Linked DNA regions of Homo sapiens: region 1 is linked to region 2. Evidence: read pairs that join two places in POLR2A ChIA-PET (ENCODE). Cell type or tissue: OCI-LY7. All regions are shown on one strand. Links, peaks and the distances in the headings refer to the core of each region. The heading gives the core; the rest is flanking DNA.

What was found. ChIA-PET counts read pairs that join two places held together with the same protein. Peaks named below come from ENCODE experiments on the same cell type or tissue, not always from the same donor. Only the 100,000 strongest peaks of a DNase experiment are listed, where the experiment ranks them.
Region 1: POLR2A ChIA-PET joins it to region 2 with 6 read pairs; 2 of 35 experiments call an interaction of 5 or more read pairs at or near these places.

The regions. Positions count from the first base shown.
Region 1 is chrX:49,005,689-49,021,308 of GRCh38, reverse strand. No RefSeq gene overlaps it. Among named protein-coding and RNA genes, the nearest start is that of GRIPAP1, 11 kb to the right of the region's middle. In OCI-LY7, for the core only: no CTCF peak of the experiment used is centred there; no DNase peak of the experiment used is centred there.
Region 2 is chrX:48,647,839-48,663,458 of GRCh38, reverse strand. LOC124905186 (a long non-coding RNA gene) reads right to left here. Exons shown (of 2, transcript XR_007068228.1): 2 at 1-178. Among named protein-coding and RNA genes, the nearest start is that of WAS, 28 kb to the left of the region's middle. RefSeq lists an enhancer at 14,393-15,055. In OCI-LY7, for the core only: no CTCF peak of the experiment used is centred there; no DNase peak of the experiment used is centred there; H3K27ac peaks cover 592 bases.

The sequences.
Region 1 (15,620 bases), core at 5,714-10,713, 360 kb before region 2:
AGCCATTGTGCCAGGCCGCCCAGCTAATTTTTGTATTTTTAGTAAAGATGGGGTTTCACCATGTTGGCCAGGCTGGTCTTGAACTCCTTACCTCAGGTGATCCACCCGCCTCGGCCTCCCAAAGTTCTAGGATTACAGGTGTGAGCCACCGTGCCTGGCACTGAATTCCTTCCTTCCTTCCTTCCTTCCTTCCTTCCTTCCTTCCTTCCTTCCTTCCTTCCTTCCTTCCCTTCTTTTTTTTTCTTTTTTCTTTCTTTTTTTTTTTTTGAGACAGTCTCGCTCTGTTGGCCAGGCTGGAGTGCAGTGGTACAATCTCGGCTCACTGCAACCTCCGTCTCCCAGGCTCAAGCAATTCTCCTGCCTCAGCCTCCCGAGTAGCTGGGATTACAGGCGTGTGCAACCACGCCCAGCTAATTTTTGTATTTTTAGTAGAGACGAGGTTTCACCATGTTCTCCATGGTGGTCTTGAACTCCTGACCTCAGGTAATCTGCCCGCCTCGGCCTCCCAAAGTGCTGGGATTACGGGCATGAACCACCGCGCCCGGCCGGGAGCTCTTTGAGACAAACAAACAAAAAAACAAAAAAAACTGATAAATAGTTCACTGTTATTACATTCTTTTTATTTAAAAAACTATTTTGTTCTACTTATCTTTCACCAAATTTGTCTGGAAACCTGGTGCATGATTTTCTGCATTTGTAATTATTGGTTTTCATTTTTTTTTTTTTTGAGACAGAGTCTCACTCTGTCACCCAGGCTGGAGTGCAATGGCTCGTTCTCGGCTCACTGCAACCTCCACCTCCTGGGTTCAAGCAATTCTCCCACCTCGGCCTCCTGAGTAGCTGGGATTACAGGCACCCACCATCATGCCCGGCTAATTTTTTGTATTTTTGTAGAGATGGGGTTTCACCATGTTGGGCAGGCTGGTCTCGAACTCCTGACCTCAGGAGATCCACCTGCCTTGGCCTCCCAAAGTGCTGGGATTACAGGTGTGAGCCACCGCGCCCAGCCCAATTTTCAACCAAGATGGAATAATGGGGACAGAATTTGCCCTCCTGCCTGAAACAAACAAAAATCCAGATGAATAAAATGGAAAAACAAATCTCACGATAGTGGACATCAGATTAGCTGAGTGTGGTGGCTAATCTGGAAGCCTCAGCTATTTGGAAGGCTGAGGCGGTAGGATTGCTTGAGCCCAGGAGGTCAAGGCTGCAGTGACCCGTGATTGCGCCACTGCACTCCATCCTGGGTGAGAGTGAGACCCTGTCTCAAAAACAGAACAACAACAAAAAGATACTGGACATTAGACAATGAAGGAAAGTGATCCCTGAGAGATGGGAAACAAACAAGGTAAGCATGATGGTTGCCCAGCTTACTGCCTGGAGATGGAGAAGGCCAATTCAGGATGAACCTTGAAAATACGCTAAGTGAAATTTGCCAGACACAGGACAAATATTGATTCCACTTATATGTGGTATTTAGAATAGGCAAGTTACTAGAGGAAGAAAGTAGAATAGAGGTTACCAGGGCCTTGGGGATGGGGAAAATGGAGAGTTATTGCTTAATGGGTACAGAGTTTCTGTTTGGGATGATGAAAAAGTTCTGGAAATAGACAGTGGCGTTGGTTACACAACACTGTGAATGTACTTAATGCTCCTGAATTGTACACTTACAGATGGTTAAAACGATAAATTTTATGTCATGCACATTTTACCTCAATTTTAAAAAAGGATAAAGGAGAATATTACAAACAAATTTATGCCCATACTTCTCACAACAAATTCCTTGCAAGACACAAAATACCAATGCCCACTCAGGAAGAAATAGATAACTTGACTAGCCCTATATATATTAAATAAATTGAATTTGTAGTAAAACACATTCCCCTGAAGGAAATTCCAGGCCCAGATGGCTTCCTTGGGGAACTGTACCATATATATATAGAAGAAATAATATGAATTCTGCACAAACTCTTCCAGAAAATTTAAGAGGAGGGGATACTTTCCAACTCATTCTATGAAACTAGCATTACTCTGATACAAAACCACAGAAAGTCATTACAAGAAAAGAAAGCTATATGTAACTATCCTTCATGAACACAGATGCAAAAGTTCTTAACATTTTAGTAAATCTTGTTTTTTTGCTTTTTTTTTTCTTCTTCTTTTGGAGACAGAGGCTCACTCTGCTGCCCAGGCTGAAGTGCAGTGGCGCAAACTTGGCTCACTGCAACCTCTGCCTCCTGGGTTCAAGCGATTCTCCTGCCTCAGCCTCCCTAGTAGCTGGGATTGCAGGCATATGCCACCACGCCCAGCTAATTTTTGTATTTTTAGTAGAGACGGGGTTTCACCATGTTGGCCAGGCTGGTCTTGAACTCCTGATCTCAGATGATCCACCCGCCTCTACCTCCAAAAGTGCTAGGATTACAGGCGTAAGCCACGTGCCCAGCCCATTTTAGTAAATCAAATCCAACAATATATACAAAAGAAAATACATCAAGATGAATTTGAATTTATTCCAAGAATGCAAGAAAAACCATCTCAAGAGATGCAAAGAAAAGCGTTTGACAAAATCCACCATCCATTCCTGATTTAAAAAAAACTCTTGGCCGGGTGCAGTGGCTCACGCCTGTAATCCCTGCACTTTGGGAGGCCAAGGCGGGTGGATCACCTGAGGTTAGGAGTTTGAGACCAGCCTAGCCAACATGATGAAACCCCACCTCTACTAAAAATACAAAAAATTAGCTGGACGTGGTGGCGTGCACCTGTAATCCCAGCTATTCAGGAGGATGAGGCAGGAGGATCACTTGAACCCGGGAGGTGGAGGTTGCAGTGAGCCTAGATCGGACCACTGCACTCCAGCCTGGGCAAGAAGAGCAAAACTCTGTCTCAGAAAAAAAACCAAAAACCAAAAACCAAAAAAACCTCTCAGAAAACTAGAAATGAAAGAAGGTAATATCTCCTCCATATGATAAAGAGCAATTACAAATAACCTATAGTAATGTCAAACTCAATGGTGAAAGACTGCCTTTCCTCCTAACATAACATTACAAACAGGCCAACATGTCCTTTTTTTTTTTTTTTTTTTTTTTTTTGAGACGGAGTCTCACTCTGTGGTGGCCCAGACTGGAGTGCAATGGCGCGATCTCAGCTCTCTGCCTCCCAGGTTCAAGTGATTCTCCTGCCTCAGCCTCCCAAATAGCTGGCATTACAGGCGCCCGTCACCATGCCCGACTAATTTTTGTATTTTCTTAGTAGAGATGGGGTTTCACCATGTTGGCCAGGCTGGTCTCGAATTCCCGACCTCAGGTGATCCACCCATCTCAGCCTCCCAAAGTGCTGGGATAACAGGCGTGAGCCACCGTGCCTGGCTCTTTTTTTTCTTTTTTTTTTTTCTTTTTGAGACAGGGTCTGGCTCTTGGCTCACTGCAACCTCCGTCTTCTGGGCTCAAGCATTCCTCCCACCTAAGCCTCCTGAGTAGCTGGGACTTACAGGCGCACGCAACCATGCCTTGCTAATTTTTGTATATTTTGTAGAGATGAGGTTTCACCATGTTGCCCGGGCTGGTTTCTAACTCCTGGCCTCAAGTGATCCACCTGCCTCAGCCTCCCAAAGTGCTGGGATTACTGGCGCGAGCCACTGCACCCAGCTAATTGTATTTCTATAAACTAGCAGTGACCCATAGGAAATTGAAACCTTAAAATAACATGTATGGGCTGGGCATGGTGGCTCACGCCTGTAATCCCAGCATTTTGGGAGGCCCAGGCAGATGGATCACTTGGGGTCGGGAGTTTGAGACCAGCCTGGCCAACACAGTGAAACCCCCATTTCCACTAAAAATGCAAAAATTAGGCCAGGAGGGGTGGCTCACACCTGTAATCCTAACACTTCGGGAGGCCAAGGCAGGTGGATCACCAGAGGTCAGGAGTTCAAGACCAGCCTGGCCAACATGGTGAAACCCCATCTCGCTTGAACCCCGGAGGAAGAGGTTGCAGTAAGCCAAGATGGCGTCACTGCACTCCAGCCAAGGCAACAGAACAAAACTCCATCTCAAAAAAAAAAAAAAAAAAAGGCCAAGTGCAGTGGCTCATGCCTGTAATCCTAGCACTTTGGGAGGCTGAGGTGGATGGATCACGAGATCAGGAGTTGGAGACCAGCCTGGTCAATATGGTGAAACCCTGTCTCTACTAAAAATAAAAAATAACTAGCCCGGTATGGTGGTGTGTGCCTGTAGTCCCAGCTATTCAGGAGGCAGAGGTGAGAGAATCGCTTGAACCTGGGAGGCAGAGGTTTCAGTGAGCCGAGATTGTGCCGCTGCACTCTAGCCTGGGCAATAGAGGGAGACTCTGTCTCAAAAAACAAACAAACGAAAAATTAGCCAGGCGTGGGGGCATGAGCCTGTGGTCCCAGCTACTCAGGAGGCTGAGGCAGGAGAATCCCTTGAATGCGGGAGGCAGAGGCTGCAGTGAGCCGAGATGGTGCCACTGTACTCCAGCCTGGGTGAGAGAGTGAGACTCTGTCTCAAAAAATAAAAGAAAAAAAATAAAAAAAGAAAGAAAGAAATTAAATAATTCCCAAATGAATAGACACACCATGTTTATGAAGCAGGAGACTCAATATTATTAAGATACCAGTTCTCCTGACGTTGATCTATAGAATCAATGTAATCCCAGTCAAATCCCAGCGGATATTTTTGTAGAATTGACAACCTGATTCTTTTTTTTTTTTTTTTTTTTTGAGACGGAGTTTCGCTCTTGTTGCCCAGGCTGGAGTGCAATGGCGCAATCTTGGCTCACTGCAACCTCTGCCTCCCAGGTTCAAGCAATTCTCCTGCCTCAGCCTCCCGAGTAGCTGGGATTACAGGCATGCACCACCACGCCCAGCTAATTTTGTATTTTTAGTAGAGACGGGGTTTCTCCACGTTGAGGCTGGTCTCGAACTCCTGACCTCAAGTGATCCGCCTGCCTCGGCCTCCCAAAGTGCTGGGATTACAGGCGTGAGCCACCGCACCCGGCCGACAACCTGGTTCTAAAAGTCATATGGAAATGTAAAAAAACTAAAACAACTTTGAAAAACAAGAACAAATTTGGAGGACCTGCACTTCCTGACTTCATGACTTATTATAAAGCTACAATAATCAAAATATTGTGGTATCTGTGTCAAGACAGCCAATTATATCAATGAAAGAGAACAGAAACCCCAGAAATAGACCCACACATATATGTTCAATTGATTTTTGAAAAAAGTGCTAAGTGCAGAATGGATATTCTTTTCAACAAATAATGTTGGAACAATTGGATAGCCATGTGCCCTCAATTTCTTTTTTTCTTTTTCTTTTTCTTTTTTTTTTTTTTTTTTTGTGGAAATGGAGTCTCGCTCTGTCGCCCAGGCTGGAGTGCAGTGGTGTGACTTCTGCTCACTGCTACCTCCACCTACCGGGTTCAAGCAATTCTTGTGCCTCTGCCTCCTGAGTAGCTGGGACTGCAGTCGCATGCCACCACGCCCAGCTAATTTTTGTATTTTTAGTAGAGATGGGGTTTCGCCATGTTGGCCAGGCTAGTCTCCAACATCTGGCCTCAAGCAATCCACCCGCCTCGGCCTCCCAAAGTGCTGGTATTACAGGATCCCTGAAGTTTTAACACTCATTGCCTCATAGGGGAGAGGATTGACTGAGAACAGCTGGGAAAGAACTGGGGTGATGTAAACATTCTTTTTTTTTTTTTTTTTGAGACAGAGTCTAGCTCTGTCGCCCAGGCTGGAGTGCAGTGACGCGATCTCAGCTTACTGCAACCTCCACCTCCTGGGTTCAAGCGATTCTCCTGCCTCAGCCTCCCGAGTAGCTGGGATTACAGGCACCCGCCAGCACACCCAGCTAATTTTTGTATTTTTAGTAGAGACGGTGTTTCAGTGTGTTGCCCAGGCTAGTCTTGAATTCCAGACCTCGTAATCTGCCCGCCTTGGACTCCCAAAGTGCTGGGATTACAAGTGTGAGCCCCCGCGCCCTGCTGATGTAAACATTCTATATCATGATAGGGGTAGGAGCTACTTGAGTGTATTCTTTTTTTTTTTTTTTTTTTAGAGACGGAGTCTCACTCTGTCACCCAGGCTGGAGTGCAGTGGCGCGATCTCGGCTCACTGCAAGCTCTGCCTCCCAGGTTCACGCCATTCTCCTGCCTCAGCCTCCCAAGTAGCTGGGACTATGGGCAGCCGCCACCACGCCCGGCTAATGTTTTGTATTTTTTTTTAGTAGAGATGGGGTTTCACCATGTTAGCCAGGATGGTCTCGATCTGACCTCGTGATCCGCCAGCCTCGGCCTCCCAAAGTGCTGGGATTACAGACGCGAACCACCACACCCGGCCAAGTGTATTCTTTATCAGGCTGCTGTGAATTTTGATTTGTGAATTTTACCACATGTAAATTTTACCTCAAAAATGCCTGTAAACAGGCTGGGCGCGGTGGCTCACGCCTGTAATCCCAGCACTTTGGGAGGCCGAGGCGGGCGGATCACGAGGTCAGGAGATCGAGACCATCCTGGCCAACACGGTGAAACCCCGTCTCTACTAAAAAAAATACAAAAAATTAGCCGGGCGTGGTGGCAGGCGCCTGTAGTCCCAGCTACTCGGGAGGCTGAGGCAGGAGAATGGCGTGAACCCAGGAGGCGGAGCTTGCAGTGAGCCGAGATTGCGCCACTGCACTCCAGCCAGCCTAGGCGACAGAGCAAGACTCTGTCTCAAAAAAAAAAAAAAAAAGAAAAAAAAAAGAAAAATGCCTGTAAACAATGGGTTGGGTATGCTGGCTCCCACCTGCAATCTGGGCACTTTGGGAGGCTGAGACAGGAGGATTGCTTCAGGCCAGGAGTTGGAGACAACCCTGGGGAACATAGTAAGGTCCCTGTCTCTACTATATATATATGTGTGTGTATATATATGTATGTGTGTGTATATATATATATGTATGTGTATATATAGTGTGTGTATATATATATACATATCTATCTATCTATCTATATATTTTTTGAGAGTCTGGCTCTTGTTGCCCAGGCTGGAGTGCAATGACGCAATCTTGGCTCACTGCAACCTCTGCCTCCTGGCTTCAAGCGATTCTCCTGCCTCAGCCTCCTGAGTAGCTGGGATTACAGGCGCCCGCCACCATGCCCAGCTAATTTCTGTATTTTAAGTAGAGATGGGGTTTCACCACGTTGGCCAGGCTGGTCTCGAACTCTTGACCTCAGGTGATCTGCCCACCTCAGCCTCCCAAAGTGCTGGGATTAAGGTGTGAGCCACCATGCCCGGCCTACAAATTTTTTTTTTTTTTGAGATGGAGTCTCACTCTGTCGCCCAGGCTGTAGTGCAGTGGTGCGATCTCGGCTCACTGCAACCTCCACCTCCCAGGTTCAAGCGATTCTCTTGCTTCAGCCTCCCAAGTAGCTGGGACTACAGGCACGTGCCACCAATCCCAGCTAATTTTTTGTGTTTTTAGTAGAGACGGGGTTTCACCGTGTTGGCCAGGATGGTCTCGATCTCCTGACCTCGTGATCCGCCCGCCTTGGCCTCCCAAAGTGCTGGGATTACAGGCGTGCGCCACCGCCCCCGGCCACAAAAAAATATTTTTTTTAAAATTAGCCAGGCGTGGTGGCATGTACCTGTAGTCCCCACTACATAAGAGGCTGAGGTGGGAGGATCGCTTGAGCCCAAGAGTTTGAGGCTGCGGTCAGCTGTGATCACACCACTGCACTCCAGCCTGGGTGACAAAGTGAGACCCTGTCTTAAAGAAAAAAAAAAAAAAGGTCTGGGAGGCTGAAGTATGAGAATTGCTTGAACCCAGGAGGTGGAAGTTGCAGTGAGCTGAGATCGTTCCACACTGCACTCCACCCTGGGTGACAGAGCAAGACGCTGTCTCTAAAAAAAATATATATATATATCTGTAAACAAATATTGTACTCTGGTAAGTAGATTTGCTTTTGTAGTGGTGTGGGTTAGGCAATTCTGAAAATTCCTTTGTGTAATCTAGGTTTGAGGAAACAAGTAATTAGGAATAATGGGAGTTAGATTACTTACTAAAAGAGTGACAAATATGGATGGGGAAAACAAAAGTTTACCCTGAAGTGTTGAATTGGAATTGGAGGTATCAGGATGATCTCATGGTTTTATATATAGACAGAGAAAGAGAGTTATGTTATAAAGAGAACTAGTGTGCATGTCTGTGTATGTGTCCCCTGTCTGTTCACTGAGAGGGCCTACAAACAGATATATCTCTAGCAATGAGCAATAAGCGCATCTAGGGTACAGATTTGGTTTCATTTTCATTTTTCTATTTTTCTTCTTTTTTTTTTTTTTTGAGATGAAGTCTCGCTCTGTCACCCAGGCTGGAGTGCAGTGGTGCGATCCCAGCTCACTGCAATCTCTGTCCCCCAGATTCAAGCAATTCTTGTGTCTCAGCGTCCCGAGCAGCTGGGACTACAGGTGTGTGCCACCGAGCCCGACTAATTTTTGTATCTTTAGTAGAGAGGGGGTTTCACCACGTTGCCCTGGCTGGTCTCAAACTCCTGGTCTCAAGTGATCCACCCACCTCGGCCTCCCAAAGTGTTGGGATTACAGGTGTGAGCCACCGCGCCCAGCCGGTTTTTCCATTTTAAATTATGTCTTGAAATAATTTCGGATTAATAGAATAGTTGCAGCTGGCCCGGTGGCTCATGCCTGTAATTCTAGCACTTTGGGAGGCTGAGGCAGGCTGATTGCTTGAGCTCAGGAGTTCAAGACCAGCCTAGGCAATATGGCAAAAACCATCTCTACAAAACATACAAAAATTAGTTGGGTGTGGTGGTGGGCGCATCTACAAAACATACAAAAATTAGTTGGGCCTGGTGGTAGGTGCCTGTGGTCCCAGTTACTCAGGAGGCTGAGGTGGGAGGATCACTTGAGCCCAGGAGGTCAAGGCTGTAATGAGCCGTGTTCATGCAACTACACTCTAGCCTGGGAGACTAGAGTTGAGACACTATCTCGAAAAGGCTGAAAGGCTGGATGCAGTGGCTCATGGCTGTAATCCCAGCACTTGGGAGACCGAGGCAGGTGGATCACCTGAGGTCGGGAGTTCAAGACCAGCCTGGCCAACGTGACAAAACCTCATCTCTACTAAAAATAAAAAAAAAAAATTTTAAATTAGCCAGGCTTGGTGGCAGGCACCTGTAATCCCAACTACTAGGGAGGCTGAGGTAGGAGAATCACTTGAACCCGGGAGGTGGAGGTTGCAGTGAGCTGAGATCACGCTATTGCACTCCATCCTGGGTGACAAGAGCAAAACTCCATCTCAAAAAAAAAAATAGCCAGGTGTGGTGGCGCATGTCTGTAATCCAGCTACTTGGGAGGCTGAGGCAGGAGAATAGTTTGAACTGGGGAGGTGGAGGTTGCAGTGAGAAGAGATCGCACCATTGCACTCCAGCCTGGGCAATGAGAGCCAAACTCCATCTCAAAAATAAATAAATTAATGAAAAGTCTGGGCACAGTGGATCACGCTTGTAATCCAAGCACTTTCGGAGGCTGAGGCAGGTGGATCACCTGAGGTCAGGAGTTGGAGACCAGCCTGACCAACATGGTGAAACCCCATCTCTACTAAAAATACAAAAATTAGCCAGGCATGATGGTGCATGCCTGTAATCCCAGCTATTTGGGAGGCTGAGGCAGGAGAATTGCTTGAACCCGGGAGGCAGAAGTGGCAGTGAGCTGAGATCTCGCCACTGTACTCCAGACTGGGCAATATGAGCAAAACTCTGTCTCAAAAAAAAAAAAAAAAAAAAAAAAGTTGGCTGGGCCTGGTGGCTCATGCCTGTAATCCCAGCACTTTGGGAGGCTGAGGTAGGCAGATCACTTGAGGTCAGGAGTTTGACACCATCGCCTGGCCAACATTGTGAAACCCCATCTCTATTTAAAATACGATAATTAAAACCCCATTGTCTCAGCCGAAAATCTCCTTAAGCTGATAAGCAACTTCAGCAAAGTCTCAGGATACAAAATCAATGTACAAAAATCACAAGCATTCTTATACACCAATAACAGACAGAGAGCCAAATCATGAGTGAACTCCCATTCACAATTGCTTCAAAGAGAATAAAATACTTAGGAATCCAACTTACAAGGGACGTGAAGGACCTCTTCAAGGAGAACTACAAACCACTGCTCAATGAAATAAAAGAGGATACAAAGAAATGGAAGAACATTCCATGCTCATGGGTAGGAAGAATCAATATTGTGAAAATGGCCATACTGCCCAAGGTAATTTATAGATTCAATGCCATCCCCATCAAGCTACCAATGACTTTCTTCACAGAATTGGAAAAAACTACTTTAAAGTTCATATGGAACCAAAAAAGAGCCTGCATTGTCAAGTCAATCCTAAGCCAAAAGAACAAAGCTGGAGGCATCATGCTACCTGACTTCAAACTATACTACAAGGCTACAGTAACCAAAACAGCATGGTACTGGTACCAAAACAGAGATATAGATCAATGGAACAGAACAGAGCCCTCAGAAATTACGCCACATATCTACAACTATCTGACCTTTGACAAATCTGAGAAAAACAAGCAATGGGGAAAGGATTCCCTATTTAATAAATGGTGCTGGGAAAACTGGCTAGCCATATGTAGAAAGCTGAAACTGGATCCCTTCCTTATACCTTATACAATAATTAATTCAAGATGGATTAAAGACTTAAACGTTAGACCTAAAACCATAAAAACCCTAGAAGAAAACCTAGGCATTACCATTCAGGACATAGGCATGGGCAAGGGCTTCATGTCTAAAACACCAAAAGCAATGGCAACAAAAGCCAAAATTGACAAATGGGATCTAATTAGACTAAAGAGCTTCTGCACAGCAAAAGAAACTACCATCAGAGTGAACAGGCAACCTACAAAATGGGAGAAAATTTTCGCAACCTACTCATCTGATAAAGGGCTAATATCCAGAATCTATAATGAACTCAAACAAATTTAGAAGAAAAAAACAAACAACCCCATTAAAAAGTGGGCAAAGGATATGAACAGACACTTCTCAAAAGAAGACATTTATGCAGCCAAAAGACACATGAAAAAATGCTCATCATCACTGGCCATCAGAGAAATGCAAACCAAAACCACAGTGAGATACCATCTCACATCAGTTAGAATGGCAATCATTAAAAAGTCAGGAAACAACAGGTGCTGGAGAGGATGTGGAGAAATAGGAACACTTTTACACTGTTGGTGGGACTGTAAACTAGTTCAACCATTGTGGAAGTCAGTGTGGCGATTCCTCAGGGATCTAGAACCAGAAATACCATTTGACCCAGCCATCCCATTACTGGGTATATACCCAAAGGACTATAAATCATGCTGCTATGAAGACACATGCACATGTATGTTTATTGCATCAGTATTCACAATAGCAAAGACTTGGAACCAACCCAAATGTCCAACAATGATAGACTGGATTAAGAAAATGTGGCACATATACACCATGGAATACTATGCAGCCATAAAAAATGATGAGTTCATGTCCTTTGTAGGGACATGGATGAAATTGGAAATCATCATTCTCAGTAAACTATCGCAAGGACAAAAAACCAAACACTGCATGTTCTCACTTATAGATGGGAATTGAACAATGAGAACACATGGACACAGGAAGGGGAACATCACACTCTGGGGACTGTTGTGGGGTGGGGGGAGGGGGGAGGGATAGCATTAGGAGATATACCTAATGCTAAATGACGAGTTAATGGGTGCAGCACACCAGCATGGCACATGTATACGTATGTAACTAACCGGCACATTGTGCACATGTACCCTAAAACTTAAAGTATAATAATAATAAAAAATAAATAAATAAATAAAATATAATAATTAGCCCATCGTGGTGGCGCCCACCTGTAATGCCAGCTACTCAGGAGACTGATGAAGGAGAATTGTTTGAACCCAGGAGGCGGAGGTTCCAGTGAGCTGAGGTTGCACCACTGCACTCCAGCCTGGATGACAGAGTGAGACCCTGTCTCAAAAAAAAAAAAAAAAAAAAAAAAAAAAAGGACACAGGTGGGATCCAGGAAATCCATGCACAGGCTTCTTTATGCTCTGTACCTCCCTTGAGCAACAGACTGAAATCCAGAGGACCAGGCACAGGCTTCCAAGAGTCGCCCTGTGGAGTCATACAAGACTCAATTTCTCCAGCAATGAGTTGTGACAACATGTGCAAAGTGTTGTCTACTGGGGAAGCTCATTAGAGACTCAGTGGCCAAGGCTTTTTAGTGGGGACTGGTCACATAGGTACTCTCTACCTAGCACATATCAGAATCCTAGACTCTGAGGGAATGCAGGTGTTCCGCATAAACCACATAGTTTCTACAAACAGTTTAGGCACAATAAACCACTCTTGTTTTTTGTTTTTTTGTTTTTTTTTGTTTTGTTTTTTGAGACAGAGTCTCGCTCTGTCGCCCAGGCTGGAGTAGAGTGGCATAATCTCTGCTGACTGCAACGTCCTCCTCCTGGGTTCAAGCAATTGTCCTACCTCGGCTTCCCCAGTAGCTGGGATTACAGGACACTGCAACGATGCCCAGCTAATTTTTGTATTTTTAGTAGATACAGGGTTTCACCATGTTGGTCAGGCTGGTCTCAAACCCCTGACCTCAAGTGATCCACCCGCCTCGGCCTCCCAAAGTGCTGGGATTACAGGCATGAGCGACTGTGCCCAGCCACAATGAACAACTCGTATCAGTGTAGCAAACTGTTTACTAGCCAAATTGGCAGATGCTAGTCAAGGGCTAACCTTGCAATCAGATCTTTCTAAGGATAATAGTCTCAGTCTCTTCTGTACAAAGACATTTAAGAGAAAGTCGTTCTCCAAAGACATTTAAGAGAAAGTCATTCTCTTTTTTTTTTTATTTGAGTCAAAGTCTCGCTCTGCCACCCAGGCTGGAGTGCAGTGTCGCGATCTTGGCTCACTACAACCTCCGCCTCCTGGGTTCATGCAATTCTCCTGCCTCAGCCTCCCAAGTAGCTGGGATTACAGGCGCCTGCCACCACGCCCGGCTAAATTTTGTATTTTTGGTAGAGACAGGTTTCGCCATGTTGGCCAGGCTGGTCTCAAACTCCTGACTGCAAGTGATCTTTGTTTTTTATGATGTTGATGTCTTGATGAGTTCTTTAGTTGGGGTTTGCCTAATAGCTTCTCATGATTCGATTCAGATTATGAATTTTTGGCAGAAATACCACAGAGGTGACTTGTGTCTTTCTCAGTGCATTACGTCGGAAAGCACATAATACCAATTTGTCCCTGTCCTGGTGACGCTAAAGGTGACTTGGTTAAGGTAGTGTTCTCCATTATAAAGTTACCCTAATCCTTGTTATAATTAAAAAGTAAGCCTGGGCAACATAGTGAGATCTCGTCTCTACAAAAAATTTAAAAATTAGCCCTCTGGGCCGGGTGTGGTGGCTCACGCCTGTAATTCCAGCACTTTGGGAGGCCGAGGCGGGGTGATCACCTGAGGTCAGGTCAGGGTTCAAGACCAGCCTGACAAACATAGTGAAACTCCGTCTCTACTCAAAATAGAAAAAATTAGCTGGGCATGGTGGCAGGCGCCTGTAATCACAGCTACTCAGGAGGCTGAGGCAGGAGAATCGCTTGAACCCACCACACCTGGCTAATTTTTGTATTTTTAGTAGAGACCGGGTTTCACCACGTTGGTCAGGCTGGTCTTGAACCCCTGACCTCAGGTGATCTGCCTGCCTTGGCCTCCCAAAGCGCTGGGATTACAGGCGTGAGCCACAGCACCCAGCCTTTTTTTTTTTTTTTTTTTTTTTTTTAATAGAGAGTCTTGCTCTGTCGCCCAGGCTGGAGTGCAGTGGCCCGACCTCGGCTCACTGCAACCTCTGCCTTCCAGGTTCAAGCGATTCTCCTTCTTCAGCCTTCCGAGTAGCTGAGATTACAGGTGCCCGCCATCATGCCCGGCTAATTTTTGTATTTTTAATAGAGACGGGGTTTCACCATGTTGGCCCGGCTGGTCTCGAACTTCTGACCTCAATTGATCCACCTGCCTCGGCCTCCCAAACCGCTGGGATTACAGGCGTGAGCCACTGCGCCTGGCCAATGATGCTTGCCTAAAACAATTATTACAGTAGTAGTTGCCAAATAGTTATTTTCTAATTCCATCATTCCTTGTACATTTATTAGTTGGCATTCCTCTGTGAGGAAGAGTTTTCCCTTCGCCTCCATTTATTTATTTAGATCACTTTGGACTCTTGTATTCTTTTTTAATTCAAATTCTTTCAATGTGTGGTTAAAACAAGATGTTCCAGGCTAATCTTGTACTTTCCTTGCCCCAGCCCTGCAATCAGCTATTTCTCTAAGGGGCCCTGGTTCCTGTTAGTGGAAAATGGTAATTAGGCAAGAGAAATCAATTACAGCCAGTGTGACTGATTGGAAAAGAATAAAGATATCCCTATTTTCAGATGATATGATTTTGTACCTGGTAAACCCTAGAGAATCAATGATAAAACACTCTAACAATAAAAGTATTCAGTAAAATGGAAGGATATAAAATTAACATAGAGAAATCAATGGCTTTTGTATATATCAACAATAACCAGTGAGAGGATATAAAGACGCATAGTGGCTCACATGTGTAGTCCCAGCTACTTGGGAAGTTGAAATGGGAGGATGGCTTGAGCCCAGGAGTTCACGGCTGTAGTGTGCCATGATCATGCCTATAAATAGCCAGTGCAGTCCAGCTGGGGCAACATAGTGAGATCCTGTCTCTACCGAAAAAAAAAAAAGAGATACAATGATAGAGAAAACCTCATTTACAATAGCATCCATAGCATCAAAGAAAATAATTAGGAAGAAATCTAACAAGAAATGTGAAAAAAATCTATGTGTGGAACACTTTAAAATGCTTCTGTCAAAACCCATTGATCTTTACGATATAAAAAAAGTTTGTTAATGTATGCAAAATTTTAAAAAAAGCAACCAGGAGGTCAGGGAATCCAGTATGGAATGGAGACTGTGACAACATAATTTATATATTACAAATGTAGGCAAGGGCCGGGCACGGTGGCTCACGCCTGTAATCCCAGCACTTTGGGAGGCTGAGGTGGGCAGATCCCTTGCAGCCAGGAGTTTGAGACCAACCTGGCCAACATGGTGAAACCTGTCTCACCAAAAATACAAAAATTAGACGGGCATGGTGTCACGTGCCCATAATCCCAGCAACTTGGGAGGCTGAGGTAGGAGAATCGCTAGAACCTGGGAGGCAGAGGTTGCAGTAAGCCAAGATCGGGCCACTGAACTCCAGAGCGAGACTTCATCTCAAAAAATCACACACATACAAAAAAAAACCAAAAGTAGGCCTAGTGTGGTGGCTCACCCCTGAAATCTTAGCACTTTGGAAGGCAGATGTGGGTGGATCACTTGAGCCCAGGAGTTTGAGACCAGCCTGGGCAACATAGTAAGACTTGGTTTCTACAAAAAATTAAAAAAAAATTAGCTGGGCATGGTAGCCTGTGCCTGTAGTCCCAGCTACTTGGGAGGCTGAGGTAGGAGGACTGGTTGAGCCCAGAAGGTCGAGGCTGAAGTGAGCCGAGATTGCACCACTGCACTC
Region 2 (15,620 bases), core at 3,895-8,894:
TCAAGGTGGCAGCCGGGGCTGTGGTCTCATCTGAAAGCCTGATGGGTAATGGATCCACTTCCAAGCTGACTCATGTGGTTGTTGGCAGGTTTCAGTTGCTTGAGGGTTGCTGGACTGAAGGCCTCACTTTCTTGCTATAGAGGCCTCTCCATAGGGCAGCTCACACTGTGGCAGCTGGCTTCATCAGAGGGAGCAAAGAAGAGGGCAAGAGATAGTGACAGAGAGAGAGAACTAGCACATCAGAAGTCACAATCTTTTGGAGCCTAATCATAGAAGTGACATCCTACATCCTATCACTTTTGCCATATTCTGTTCATTAGAAGCTGGTCACTAGGTTCAGCCCACACTCAAGTGCAGGGATTTCCACATGGGTGTAAATATCAGAAGGCAGAAATCATTGGGGCCATGTCAGAAGCTGCCTATCACAGGACTCTTCTTGGCTCTGCTTTTAAAGAACTTGATTCACTGTGTCTTTATTCTTTTTTTTTTTTTTTGAAACGGACTCTTGCTCTGTCACTGAGGCTGGAGTGCAGTGGCGAAATCTTGGCTTACTGCAAGCTCCACCTCCCAGGTTCATGCCATTCTCCTGCCTCAGCCTCCCAAGTAGCTGGGACTACAGGCATCTGTCACCATGCCTGGCTAATTTTTTTGTATTTTTAGTAGAGACGGGGTTTCACCATGCTAGCCAGGATGGTCTTAATCTCCTGACCTCGTGATCCACCTGCCTCGGCCTCCCAAAGTGCTGGGATTACAGGCGTGAGCCACTGCGCCTGGCCTTTATTCTTTTAAGAGTAGGTAGATAATACATATACTGATGAACTGGAGACAATACATTTTTTTTTTTTTTGAGACGGAGTCTCGCTCTGTCGCCCAGGCTGGAGTGCAGTGGCACGATCTCGGCTCACTGCAAGCTCCGCCTCCCAGGTTCACGCCATTCTCCTGCCTCAGCCTCCTAAGTAGCTGGGACTACAGGCGCCCACCACCATGCTTGGCTAATTTTTTTTATATTTAGTAGAGACGGGGTTTCACCGTGTTAGCCAGGGTGGTCTCGATCTCCTGACCTTGTGATCCACCTGCCTCGGCCTCCCAAAGTGCTGGGATTACAGGCATGAGCCACCATGTCCGGCTGAGACAATACATTTTTAAAGATATATTTTTTGGATATTGGTTTGTGTGTTTATGTGTGTATATATATTTATATATATATATATATATTTTTTTTTTTAAAGAAATGGGGTCTCATTATGTTGCCTAGGCTGGCCTCGAAATCCTGGGCTCAAGAAATCCTGCCAGCTTAGCCTCCCAAGTAGCTGGGACTACAGGTGTGTGCCACTATAGCTGGCTTAATATATTTTTAATATTTATCTATGTATGTAAATTTATAGAAACATAAGTATTTATTTTTTATTTGTTTCACTCTGTTATCCAGGCTGGAGTGCAGTGCTGCAATCCTAGCTCACTATAGCCTCAAATTCCTGGGCTCAAGGGATCCTCCCACCTCAACCTCCCAAGTAGTTAGGACTACAGGCATGTGCCACCACACCTGGCTCATTGAAAAAAAAATTTTGTATAGATGGGATCTCTCTATGTTACCCAGTTTGATCTTAAACTCCTGGCCTCAAACGATCCTCCCAACTCAGCCTTCAAAGTCACTGGGATTACAGGTGTGAGCCACTGTGCCTGGCTCTTAAATTTATAATTTAGAACATATATTTAAAAATTAATGGAGGCCCTGCTGGTTAGGCATGTTGATACTGGAAGCATGAGATTCAGGAACTTTAAAAATTAATGGAAACCACTAAATGAGGAGAAATACCATCTATAACTTCAGAACCAGCAAAGGAAAAAATAAAATGTGTAATGGGGCAATTTCAAAAACTTTATCCATCTAACATATAATGGGAAAAGATGAGGGGGAACGGGGTAGTAAACAGCAAACATAAGATGGTAGAAATAAGTTCCAATACATAAGTAATCAAAATAAATATAAATGATTACATGCCTGTTGAAAACAGAGGTTATCAGATTGGATTTGTTGTTGTTGTTGTTAATTCAACTACAGACCTGTGACAGGAAACACGCTTAGAATAAAACCACAAAGAAAGGTTGAAAATAGAGGGATGGAAAAAGATACACCAAGCAAATATGAACCAAAAGAGAGTTGGACCACATAAACAACTGCCTAGTAGACCTTTCCATTTTTATGTGCTTTGACACCTCAAACTCAGTGTGCCCACAGAGAACTCATCATGTCACAGAGAGGAATGTCAGTGAACAAGTGCGGACCAAAGCCAGACTGGAGTAGGATAAGAGAGAGAAGGATATATGGCTAGGCACAGTGGCTCATGCCTATAATCCCAGTACTTTGGGAGGCCGAGGTAGGAAGATTGCTTGAGCCCAGGAATTTGAGATCAACCTGGGCAACATAGTGAAACCCCATCTCTGCAAAAAATACAAAAATTAACCAGGCACTGTGGCACATGCCTGTAGTCCCAGCTACTCAGGAGGCTGAGGTGAGAAGATCACTTGAGCCCTGGGAGGTGGAGGTTTCAGTGACCCATGATCTTGCCACTGCATTCCAGCCTGGGTGACAGAGTGAGACCCTATCTCAGAGAGAGAGAGACAGAGAGAGAGAGAGAGAGAGAGAAGTGTGGAGTCCATGAGGGAGGATGACTCTATTTAAGGTACTGACGTCCAGGAGAAGAGAACATGAATAGTGCTAAAGAAAGAGGTTTCCTCTCCCTCTCCCTCTCCCTCTCCCTCTCCCTCTCCCTCTCCCTCTCGGTCTCCCTCTCCCTCTCCCTCTCGGTCTCCCTCTCCCTCTCCCTCTCGGTCTCCCTCTCCCTCTCGGTCTCCCTCTCCCTCTCAGTCTCCCTCTCCCTCTCGGTCTCCCTCTCTTTCCACGGTCTCCCTCTCATGTCGAGCCGAAGCTGGACTGTGCTGCTGCCATCTCGGCTCACTGCAACCTCCCTGCCTGATTCTCCTGCCTCAGCCTGCCCAGTGCCTGCGATTGCAGGCGCGCGCCGCCACGCCTGACTGGTTTTCGTATTTTTTTGGTGGAGACGGGGTTTCGCTGTGTTGGCCGGGCTGGTCTCCAGCTCCTAACCGCGAGTGATCCGTCAGCCTCGGCCTCCCGAGGTGCCGGGATTGCAGATGGAGTCTCGTTAACTCAGTGCTCAATGGTGCCCAGGCTGGAGTGCAGTGGCGTGATCTCGGCTCGCTACAACCTCCACCTCCCAGCCGCCTGCCTTGGCCCCCCAAAGTGCCGAGATTCCAGCCTCTGCCCGGCCGCCACCCCGTCTGGGAAGTGAGGAGCGTCTCTGCCTGGCCGCCCATCGTCTGGGATGTGAGGAGCCTCTCCGCCTGGCTGCCCAGTCTGGAAAGTGAGGAGCGTCTCTGCCCGGCCGCCTTCCCACCTAGGAAGTGAGGAGTGCCTCTTCCCGGCCGCCATCCCATCTAGGAAGTGAGGAGCGTCTCTGCCCGGCCGCCCATTGTCTGAGATGGGGGGAGCGCCTCTTCCCCGCCGCCCTGTCTGGGATGTGAGGAGCGCCTCGGCCCGGCCACGACCCCGTCTGGGAGGTGAGGAGCGTCTCTGTCCGGCCGCCCCGTCTGAGAATTGAGGAGACCCTCCGCCTGGCAACCGCCCCGTCTGAGAAGTGAGGAGCCCCTCCGCCCGGCAGCCGCCCAGTCTGAGAAGTGAGGAGCCTCTCCGCCCGGCAGCCACCCCGTCTGGGAAGTGAGGAGCGTCTCCGCCCGGCAGCCACCCCGTCCGGGAGGGAGGTGGGGGGGTCAGCCCCCCGCCCGGCCAGCCGTCCCGTCCGGGAGGGAGGTGGGGGGTCAGCCCCCCGCCCGGCCAGCCGTCCCGTCCGGGAGGGAGGTGGGGGGTCAGCCCCCCGCCCGGCCAGCCGCCCTGTCCGGGAGGTGAGGGGCGCCTCTGCCCGGCCGCCCCTACTGGGAAGTGAGGAGCCCCTCTGCCCGGCCAGCCGCCCCATCCGGGAGGGAGGTGGCCGGGAAGGAGGTGGGGGGGTCAGCCCCCCGCCCGGCCAGCCGCCCCGTCCGGGAGGGAGGTGTGGGGGTCAGCCCCCCGCCCGGCCAGCCGCCCCGTCCGGGAGGGAGGTGGGGGAGTCAGCCCCCCGCCCGGCCAGCCGCCCCGTCCGGGAGGTGAGGGGCGCCTCTGCCCGGCCGCCCCTACTGGGAAGTGAGGAGCCCCTCTGCCCGGCCACCACCCCGTCTGGGAGGTGTACCCAACAGCTCATTGAGAACGGGCCATGATGACAATGGCGGTTTTGTGGAATAGAAAAGGGGGAAAGGTGGGGAAAAGATTGAGAAATCGGATGGTTGCTGTGTCTGTGTAGAAAGAAGTAGACATGGGAGACTTTTCATTTTGTTCTGTACTAAGAAAAATTCTTCTGCCTTGGGATCCTGTTGATCTGTGACCTTACCCCCCAACCCTGTGCTCTCTGAAACATGTGCTGTGTCCACTCAGGGTTAAATGGATTAAGGGCGGTGCAAGATGTGCTTTGTTAAACAGATGCTTGAAGGCAGCATGCTCCTTAAGAGTCATCACCACTCCCTAATCTCAAGTACCCAGGGACACAAATACTCTGCCTAGGAAAACCAGAAAAAAAAAAAAAAAAAAAGAGGTTTTAGTACAGCTTTGGGTATACTGGAAGCAGTTTTATTTGCAGAAGGTAAAAGGCTGTGCAATAGACTGAATGTTTGTGTCTCCCCAAACATGTTGATATCCTAACCCCTAATGTGATAGTATTAGAAGGTGGGACCTTTGGGAGGTGATTAAGTCATGACAGTGGAGCCCTCATGAATGGGATTGGTGCCCTTATGAAAGGGACCCCAGGCTGGGCGCAGTGGCACACGCCTGTAATCCCAGCACTGTGGGAGGCCGAAGCAGGTGGATCACCTGAGGCCAGAAGTTCAAGACCAGCCTGGCCAACATGGCGAAACCCTGTCTCTACTAAAAATACAAAAATTAGCTGGGCATAGTGGTGTTTGCCTGTAATCCCAGCTACTCAGGAGGCTGAGGCAGGAGAATCGCTTGAACCCAGGAGGCGGAGGTTGCAGTGAATGGAGATGGTGCCACTGCAGTCCAGCCTGGACGACAGAGTGAGACTCTGTCTCAGAAAAATATAAATACATAAATAAATAAATAAAAGGGACCCCAGAGAGTTCTTTCCACAATGTGAGGATACAATGAAAATTTAGCTGTCAGCAACCCTAAACAGCATCCCTACCAGAACCTGACCATGCTGGAACCGTAATGTCAGACTTCCAACCAGAACTGTTAAGAGAGAAATTTCTGTTGTTTATAAGCCACCCAGTCTATGGCACTTTGTTATACCAGTCAGAACTGACTAAGACAGAAATTGGTACTGAGAAGTGAGGGGTGCTATGTAACGAATACCTAAAAATGTGGAAGTGGCCTTGTAATTGTAATGACTAGAGGCTGGAAGAGTGCCATGGTTTGAATGTTCCCTCCAAAACTCATGTTGACCTTTAATTGCCATTGTAACAGTATTGAGAGGTGGGGTCTTTAAGAAGACATTAGGTCATGGGGCTGTCACCTTCATGAATGGACTAATGCTGTTATTGTGGGAGTGGCTTTGTTATAAAAGTGAGCTGTCTCTCGCATGCACCCTCTTGCCATTCTGTCTACCCATGATGGGATGATGCAGCATGAAGGCCTCATCTGATGCTAGCACCATGCTCTTAGACTTCCCAGCCTCCAGAACTGTGAGCTTGTTAAGCTTCTTTTTAAAATTATTTTTATTTTTTATTTTTTTGAGACAGAATCTCACTCTGTCACCCAGGCTGGAGTGCAGTGGCACGATCTCTGCTCACTGCAACCTCTGCCTCCCAGGTTCAAGCAATACTCCTGCCTCAGCCTCCCGACTAGCTGGGATTACACGCATTCATCACCAGGCCCAGCTAATTTTTGTATTTTTAGTAGAGATGGTGTTTCACCATGTTAGTCAGGCTGGTCTCAAACTCCTGACCTCAAGTGATCCACCCACCTTGGCCTCCCAAAGTGCTGGGATTATAGGTGTGAGCCACTGCACCTGGCTGAGCTTCTTTTCTTTATAAATTACCTGGTCTGTGGTATTCTGTTATAGCAACAGAAAACAGACTAAGACATAAATTTGGGTGCATGCGCTAGAAAAATCCTATATTGCCACCAGGTGCGGTGGCTCACACCTGTAATCCCAGCACTTTGGGAGGCCGAGGTGGATGGATTATGAGGTCAGGAGTTTGAGACCAACTTGACCACCACGGTGAAACCCCATCTCCACTAAAAATACAAAAAAAAAAAAAAAAATTAGCCGGGCGTGGTGGCGCACACCTGTAATCTCAGCTACTCAGGAGGCTGAGGCAGGAGAATTGCTTGAACCAGGGAGGTGGAGGTTGCAGTGAGCCAAGATTGCGCCACTGCACTCCAGCCTGGGCAACAGAGCAAGACTCCATCTAAAAAAAAGAAAAAGGAAAAAAAGAAAAATCCTATATTGCCATTGAATGGACCTTTAAAGGTGATTCTGATGAGCAGTCAGAAAGAAATGAGGAGAGCTGTAGAGAAAGCTTCTGCTTTCTTAAAGAATACATAAGTAATCATGAACAGATTGGTGGTAGAAATATGGGTGGTTAAAGGCTGTTCTGATGTGGTCTCAGGTAGAAATGAGGAACGTGTTATTGGACAGTGGAGAAAAGGTGATCCTTGTTATAAAGTAGCAAAGAACCTGGCTGAATTGTGTTTACGTTTTAGTGTTTTGTAGAGGGTAGGACTTGTGAACAGTGAAATGGAGATTTAGCTGAGGAGATCTCTAAGCAAAGTGTTGAAAGGAGAGGCTTGGTTCCTCCTGACTGCTTATAGTCAAATTTGAGAAGAGAGATATGAATTGAAAACAGAATTGTTATGCAAAAAGGAACCAGAACTTAAACTTACCCAAGCTATGAGGGTGACATTGCTCCCTCAGTGGGTCTGGAAAATTCTCAGCCTGTCCCTGTCCATATTACAAAACATGACAAAGCATGTTTGGAAGAGAACACTAAGGATCTGCTGGACTATTTGACAAGGAGATTACTGTGAATGTGAACTGTGGACTTCATTAACCATCTCAACAAAACAGCAATAGCGATGGGATTGTACTGGAAATGGCACTGCTGACTGGGACTAAAGGAAACAGAGAAAATGGGACAAAATGGCTGGGCACAGTGGCTCATGCCTGTAATCCCAACACTTTGGGATGCTGAGGCGGGTGGATCACCTGAGATCAGGAGTTCAAGACCAGCCTCACCAACATGGTGAAACCCTGTCTCTACTGAAAATACAAAAATTAGCCGGGTGCGGTGGTGCACGCCTGTAATCCCAGCTACTTGGGAGGCTGAGGCAGGAGAATCACTTGAACCCAGGAGGCGGAGGTTGCAGTGAGCTGAGATTGCACCACTGCACTCCAGCCTGGGTGCTGGGCAACAGAGGGAGACTCTGTCTCAAAAAAAAAAAAGAAAAAGAAAAAAAGAAAATGGGACAAAATGAAGGAAGATGATTAAACTTCTTAGATCCTATAGGACCAAACCATAGAACTATTCGGCTGTGAACACACACTGTTCTTCAAGATAAGGGAAGAAGAACCCTGAAGGTGATTCAGAGACCGTCCAGGTCACCAGTCCCATCAGAGGCCCAGAGTACATGGGCTTAGGGCATAGGACTACCTGCACCTCCATTTCTTTTTTTTTTTTTTTTTTGAGACAGAGTCTCGCTCTGTCATCCAGGCTGGAGTGCAGTGGCACAATCTTGGCTCACTGCAAACTCCGCCTCCCAGGTTCATGCCATTCTCCCACCTCAGCCTCCCAAGTAGCTGGGACTACAGGCGCCCACCACCACGCCCAGCTAATTTTTTGTATTTTTAGTAGAGACGGGGTTTCACCCTGTTAGCCAGGATGGTCTCGATCTCCTGACCTTGTGACTGGCCTGTCCTGGCCTCCCAAAGTGCTGGGATTACAGGTGTGAGCCACCACTCCCAGCCTCCACCTCCATTTCAAAGGGTGAGACCAATGCCCAGTAGAGCGGTGGGGATGGAGGCTCCCAGCAGAGCCCTGAGGCTACAACTCCTGCCCTGACAACCACAGCATGAGCAGTGAGTGCTGCCAAACTGTTGTTACCGGGCCGGGGGGTGGGGGTCCTTGCTTCCAGAGCTCCCAAGATGGTGGTGGGCTGCTTCCAAGATGGTGGCAAGCCTCGGGTTCTCTGACCTGGGGTTCTTGGCCTCACGGATTCCAAGGAATGGAGTCTTGGGCCATGCGTGAGTGTTATAGCTCTATTAAAAGCCGTGGGTCACGGAAGAGAACCGTGGAACCCAGTGACTAGTGTTCAGCTCGATTAGGACAAACACAGGCACTTAGCCATGCAGGAACAATGGCAAGCCTTTAGCCCGATCGGGAGCAGCAGTGGACGGCTTGCTGGATCAGGAGCACAGCGGACACCCTGCCGGATCTGGAGGGATGGAAGTCAATGGCGGGTCTGCGACGGCGGCAAACAGCAGTGGTGGACTGCAAGTGAAAGCTCAGCTCGAGCCGTAACAAACACGGACCAGAAGAGAGTGCAGCTGCAAGATTTAATAGAGTGAAAACAGAGCTCCCATACAAAGGGAGGAGACCCAAAGAGGGTAGCCGTTGCGGGCTCGAATGCCTGGGTTTATATCCCTATCATTGTCCCTCCCGCTGTGCTCTCAGGTGATAGATGATTAGCTATTTCTTTACCTCCTGTTTTTGCCTAATTAGCATTTTAGTGAGCTCTCTTTACTCCCTGATTGGTCGGGTGTGAGCTAAGTTGCAAGCCCCGTGTTTAAAGGTGGATTGCGGTCACCTTCCCACCTAGGCTTAGGGATTCTTAGTCAGCCTAGGAAATCCAGCTAGTCCTGTCTCTCACTGTGAGGGTGACATTGCCCCCTCAGTGGGTCTGGCATGAGGGACTGACACCCCAGTAGGTCTGGAGGCAAAGCTTCAAGCCAAAGAGGATTACCTGAGTCTCAAGATCTCACAGAACTTCCCTTGCTAGGTTTTGGACTTGCTTGGGACTTGTCACCCCGTCCTCCTTCCCTGTTTCTCCCTTTTGGAATGGGAATGTTTATAGACCCTCTTTGTGTCCCATCATTGTATTTTGGAAGCAAATACTTTGGTTTCTTTTAAGCAGCTGAAGAGGAATTTTGCTTCAGGGTGAGTTTCACCCATACCTGATTTAGATGATCTTTAGATGAGACTTTTGGCTTTAGACTTTAGAGTTCATACTGGAATGAGTTAAGATTTGGGGGGATGTTTGGATGGAATTGAATGTAGTTTGCATGTGAGAAGCACATGAATTGTCGGGGGCAGGCAGGTGTTGGAAGGCAATGGACTGAATGTTTGTGTTTTCCTGTCTTAGTCCAGTTTCTGTTGCTTATAACAGAATACCTGAAACTGGGTAATTTTAAAGGAAATGAATTTCTTTCTTACAGTTGTGGGGGCTGAGAAGTCTAAGGTCAAGGGGCTGCATCTGGTGGGGGACTTTTTGCTGGTGAGGACTCTGAAGAGTCCTGAGACAGTGCAGGGTATCACTTGGCAAGGGGCTGAGCGTGCTAGCTCAGATCCCTCCTCCTCCCTCCTGTTCCTCTTCTTCCTTTCTTTCTTTTTTTTTTTTTTTTGAGACAGAGTCTTGCTTTGTTGCCCAGGCTGGAGTGCAGTGGTGTGATCTCAGTTCACTGCAGCCTCCACCTCCTGGGTTCAAGAGATTCTCCTGCCTCAGCCACCCGAGTAGCTGGGATTACAGGCATGTGGCACCATGCCTGGCTAATTTTTGTATTTTTAGTAGAGATGGGGGTTTTGCCATGTTGCCCAGGCTGGTCTCGAACTCCCGACCTCAAGTGATCTGCCCACCTCAGCCTCCCAAGGTGCTGGGATTATAGGCATGAGCTACTGTGCCTGGCCTTAAAATACTTTCTAAAATGCTTAGATATTAGAGCTGCAAGGGCCCCTAGAGATCATCTGTGTCAGGGAGGACAAACCCTTTCTCTCACATCTTTATTCCTCACAACCCATGCTCAGGGCAGACATTGATATTTTGACTCAACCTGAAGATTTTTCTCATCCCTCACTTGGGACAGCTATTAAGCAGCCACCAGAGTTAGCACCTGGGGTTAGATTGTTTTAAAATATAACCAAGAATCTTTAAAAATTGAGGTATGGTGAGCCCAGCAGATCACAAGGCAACTGCCATTGAAAAGATAGTTTGTTACTCACAGTTCTCAAGAGGAGGGGGCTTGCCAAGCCATGGCCATGCAAGGGCCACATGGGAGGCACCAGGGTCAGTCAGGAGTCAGGAGTGAGGAGAAAGCATGGGCCCAGAGCCTTTATTGTAGGTTTTATGGGAAGGAATGGATGAGACAGGATTGGCAAGCTGAGAAACCTTAGGACTGGATAGTTTGAATGATTTTGGTGGGCTACAGGGTGGCCCCTAGTTGTTCAGTACCTGGCCCTGGAGGGGGAATATTGGCTGGTGTGTGAGAGTTAGAAAAAGGAGGTGGTTTGGGTATGGTCTCATGATTGTTGGTTTGCATATCAAAAGCATGCTCAGAGTCAAGTTCTGTAGGAATTAGTTAGCCCTGGGAGGGACAGTCTCTCCAAGATTAGCAAGGCCCCAAGATGTCAAAGCATCATGAAATACAGAAAATTAAAAAACACGATTAATGTGCATATCCATCCCCAGCCCTGATAACTGTAACACCTTCATAACAAAAGTGGAAACCTGGGCCGGGCGTGGTAGCTCACGCCTGTAATCCCAGCACTTTGGGAGTCCCAGGCAGGCTGATCACCTTAGGTCAGGAGTTCGAGACCATCCTGGCCAACATGGTGAAACCCCATCTCTACTAAAAAAAAAAAAAAAATTAGCTGGGCCTGGTGGTGCATGCCTGTAATTCCAGCTACTCAGGAGGCTGAGGCAGGAGAATCGTTTGAACCCAGGAGGCAGAGATTGCAGTGAGCCGAGATCACGCCATTGCACTCCAGCCTGGATGACAGAGCAAGACTCTTATCTCAAAAAACAAAACAAAACCAAGTGGAAGCCTGAAACAGATGAATAAAGTGATTTGTACAAAGTGAGGCAGCCAGTTAGTGTCAGAGACCTCTAAGTGTCTCAACTCAGTCCATCTCTTTGTCACTTTTTCCATAGCAAGCTAGCTCCTTCTCCTGCTCCATCTCACTAATTGCTAGTAGATCAATTTTCTTAGGTTGGTATGTCATTCTGTGCATAATGCACAGAAATCGCCTTGCAAAAGCCAAAGTAGCTTTGATGTGACTTCTAAAACGAAACTGCTGCTGCTCAGTGGAGAATGATCTTAAAAGGCTGCCAAGGCATGCCCTTCATGTCAGAAATGTCTACCATTGCTTTTCATGCATGTCTCTGCCACTGTGCAAACTATATCTTTTGTTCTAATCAAATAATTTAATAATAAATATTGCAGAAACTGTTTTAAATCTCTTATACTAATTATATTAATTGACCTAATTTTCACAGCAACCCTATGAGTACGGGTTTATCTCCATCTTGTTTTATTTAATTTGGAGACAGAGTCTCACTCTCTCGCCCAGGCTGGAGTGCAATGGCACGATCTCCACTCACTGCAGCCTCCTCCTCCTGGGCCCAAGCGATCTTCCCACCTCAGTCCCCCAAGTAGCTGAGACTACAGGTGTGCACCACCACACTCAGCTAATTTTTGTATTTTTTGTAGAGACGGGATTTTGCCGTGTTGCCCAGGCTGGTCTTGAACTCCTGACCTCAAGCAATCCACCCACCTCTGCCTCTCAGAGTGCTGGGATTACAGGCATGAGCCACCACGCCCAGCTCATATACCCATTTTAAAGATGAGGAAAGTGCAGCACAGAGACATTCAGTAACTGGCACAGCTAATAAGTGGCAGAACTGGAATTCAAATCCAAGCTAACTCCAGAGTCCCCCTCTTTACCACCACACACTGCCAACAGAAATGTTGTTCTGACTGCAAAGAAATTGCTCACTTTTTAATTTAAGAAAAAAGGATGATCAAGAGAATGAGATGATAGCCAGGTGTGGTAGTGTGCACCTGTAATCCCAGCTACTTGGAGGTTGAGGCAGGAGAATTGCTTGAACCCAGGAGGCAGAGGTTGCAGTGAGCCGAGATTGCACCACTGCACTCCAGCCTGGGTGACAGAGTGAGACTCCGTTCCCCCCTCCCCACAAACGTGAATGAAATGACAAGCCACAATATTTGCAAAAGAGGTGTCTGATAAATGACTATTATCCAAAATTGCAAAGAGCTCTTAAAACTCAACGGTAAGAAAATGAACAACCTGATTAAAAAATGGGCAAAAGACCTGAATAGACACCTCACCAAAGAAGGTGGACAGATGGCAAATAAGCATATGAAGATGCCCAACATCATATGTCATTAGAGACTTGCAAATTAAAACAACAGTTAGGCTGGGCGCAGTGGCTCATGCCTGTCATCCCAGCACTTTGGGAGACCAAGGCGGGCGGATCACCTGAGGTCAGGAGTTCAAGACCAGCCTGACCAACATGGAGAAACCCCGTCTCTACTAAAAATACAAAATTAGCTGGGCGTGGTGGCACATGCCTGTAATCCCAGCTACTAGGGAGGCTGAGGCAGGAGAATTGCTTGAACCTGGGAGGCGGAAGTTGCGGTGAGTCAAGATCGCGCCATTGCACTCCAGCCTGGGCAACGAGAGTGAAACCCTGTCTCAAAATTAAAAAAATAAAAAATAAAATAAAACAACAGTGAGATGCCACTACACACCTATTAGAATGGTGAAAACAACACACTGACAACACCAAATGCTGTCGAGGATGTGGAGCAACAGAAACTCTCATTCATGAGAATGCAAAATGGCACAGCCACTTTGGAAGACAGTTTGGCGGCTTCTTACAAAACTAAACATACTCTTACTATACCATCCAGTAATTGCATTCCTTGATATTTACCCAAATGACTTGAAAACTTATGTCCCCACGTAAATCTACACACAGGAATGTTTATAGCAGCTTTATTCATAATTGCAAAAACATGGAAGCAACCAAAATGTCCTTTGGTAGGTGAGTGGATAAATAAACTGGTACATCCAGATAGTGGAATATTATGCAGTGAGAAAAAGAACTGAGCTACCAAGCCATAAAAAGACATGGAAGAGGCCAGGCGCGGTGGCTCATGCCTGTAATCCTAGCACTTTGGGAAGCGGAGGCAGGTGGATCACTTGAGGTCAGGAGTTTGAGACCAGCCTGGCCAACATGGTGAAACCCCATCTCTACTAAAAATGAGCTGGGCGTGGTGGCACACGCCTGTAATCCCAGCTACTCAGGAAGCTGAGGCAGGAGAATCACTTGAACCCGGGAGGCGGAGGTTGCAGAGAGCCGAGATCGCGCCACTGCACTCCAGCCTGGGTGACAGAGCGAGACTCTGTCTCAGAAAAAAAAAAAAAAATGGAGGAAACTTAAATGCATATTACTAAGTGATAGGTTTGGCTGTGTCCCCACCCAAATCTCATCTTGAATTATAGCTCCCATAATTCCCACGCGTTGTGGGAGAGACCCAGTGGGAGATAACTGAATCATGGGGGGCAGTTTCCCTCATATTGTTCTCATGGTAGTGAATAAGTCTCACAAAATCTGATGGTTTCATAAGGGGAAAACCCTTTTGCTTGGTCCACATTCTCTTTTATCTGCCACCATGTAAAACATGCCTTTTACCTTCCACCATTATTGTGAGGCCTCCCCAGCCACGTGGAACTGTGACTCCGTTAAACCTCTTTATAAATTACCCAGTCTTGGGTATGTCTTTATAAGCAGCATGAGAACAGACTGATATACTAAGTGAAAGAAGCCAATCTGAAAAGGCTACATACTGTATGATTCCAACTATATGACATTCCGGAAAAGGCAAAACTAAGGAGGCAGTAAAAAGATTAGTGGTTTACAGGAGTTGAGGGGAAGGAGAGATGAATAAGTGGAGCACAGAGGATTTTTAGGGCAGTGAAACTACTCTGCATGATACTGCAATGATGGATATGTGTCCTTGTATCTTTGTCAAAACCCATAAAATATACAACACGAGTGAGTCATAATGTAAACTATGGACTTTGGGTGATGATGATGCGTCAATTGCAGGTTCATCAATTGCAACAACTGTACAGCTCTGGTTAGGGGTGGTGATAGTGACAGAGGTTGTGGGTGTGTAGGGGCAGGAGTTATCTGGGAAATTTCTGCACTTTCTGCTCAATTTTGCCATGAACCTAAAACTGCTCTAAAAAATAAAGTCTTAAAAAAAGATGAAATTTTAAAACAATGATTCCAAAGTCATTTTGGGCATGTTGGCATCCTGAGATTATAAACAAGATTATGATTATAAACGAGGTCATGGTTATGATCAGAGGAAACTATGTGCTTTGTAGCAAACTGTTTCCTTGAAAAATTTCTGAACTGTACATTTGTAAGCATCAAGCTGAATGGATACAGTATGAAAACACTGTCCACCAGCTCTTTCCAAATGTAGAGCAGTTAATGGGTAAAAAGGAAGCCACTACTCTTTGTCTTCATCCATTTCCGAGAGAGAAGAGCAATACTTAAATTGTCTTTGATGCTATTTGTTTGACACCATTAATTCTTGTCATGCAATGTTTTTCTCTTTCATTTCTCAGCATGGGAAAAAAGGTGGAACAAAGAGAACCCCAGGCCTGGCCCTGTGAGTCTTCTTGGCCTTCTGTTAAATCACTGGCTTTCTAATTGGGCGACAGCTGGGGAGGATCCCTGCTGCTCCCCAGGGTTTCCTGAGGCCGCACGCAGCCTTTCCCCCCAACCTTGTAAGGGAGAGGAAATGGCATGGATCTGTCCAAGCTCTCTAACCAGAAACTGCATCTGTTAGCTCATGTCAGAGTGACCTAAAAGTTGCCTCTTGGCAACGCTTGGGCGATAGAAGAGACTCCTGCTGCCACCCTCAGGGTAAAATGAATAACTGAATTAGATACTTGAAATCAGAAGGGAAAACATATCGGGATCTTGTTGACAATTCATCCCTTCTATCCATTCCTTTATTTTATTTTTATTTTTAATCTTTTTATTTATTAATTTTGTACTTGGTTTAGCTCATGATTTCATTATTTTATTTTTTGGGGGACAGGCTTTCATTCTGTCACCCAGGCTGGAGTGCAGTGGCATGATCTCAGCTCACTGCAGCCTCGACCTCCTTGGCTCAGGCAATCCTCCCACCTCAGCCTCCTAAGTAGCTGGGACCACAGGCATGAGCCACCACGCCCAGATAATTTTTTTTATTTTTGGTAGTGACGAGGTCTCCCTATGTTGCCCAGCGTGGTCTTGAACTCCTGGAATCAGGCGATCCTTCCACTTCAGCCTCCCAAGTAGCTGAGACTACAGGTGTGAGCCACCACATGTGGCTAATTTTTGTATTTTTAGTAGAGACGGAATCTCACAATGTTGCCCAGGCTACATCTTGAACCCCTGGGCTCAAGCAATTCGCCTGCCCCGGCCTCCCAAAGTGCTGGGATTACAGGCATGAGCCACCATGCCTGGCCTCTAT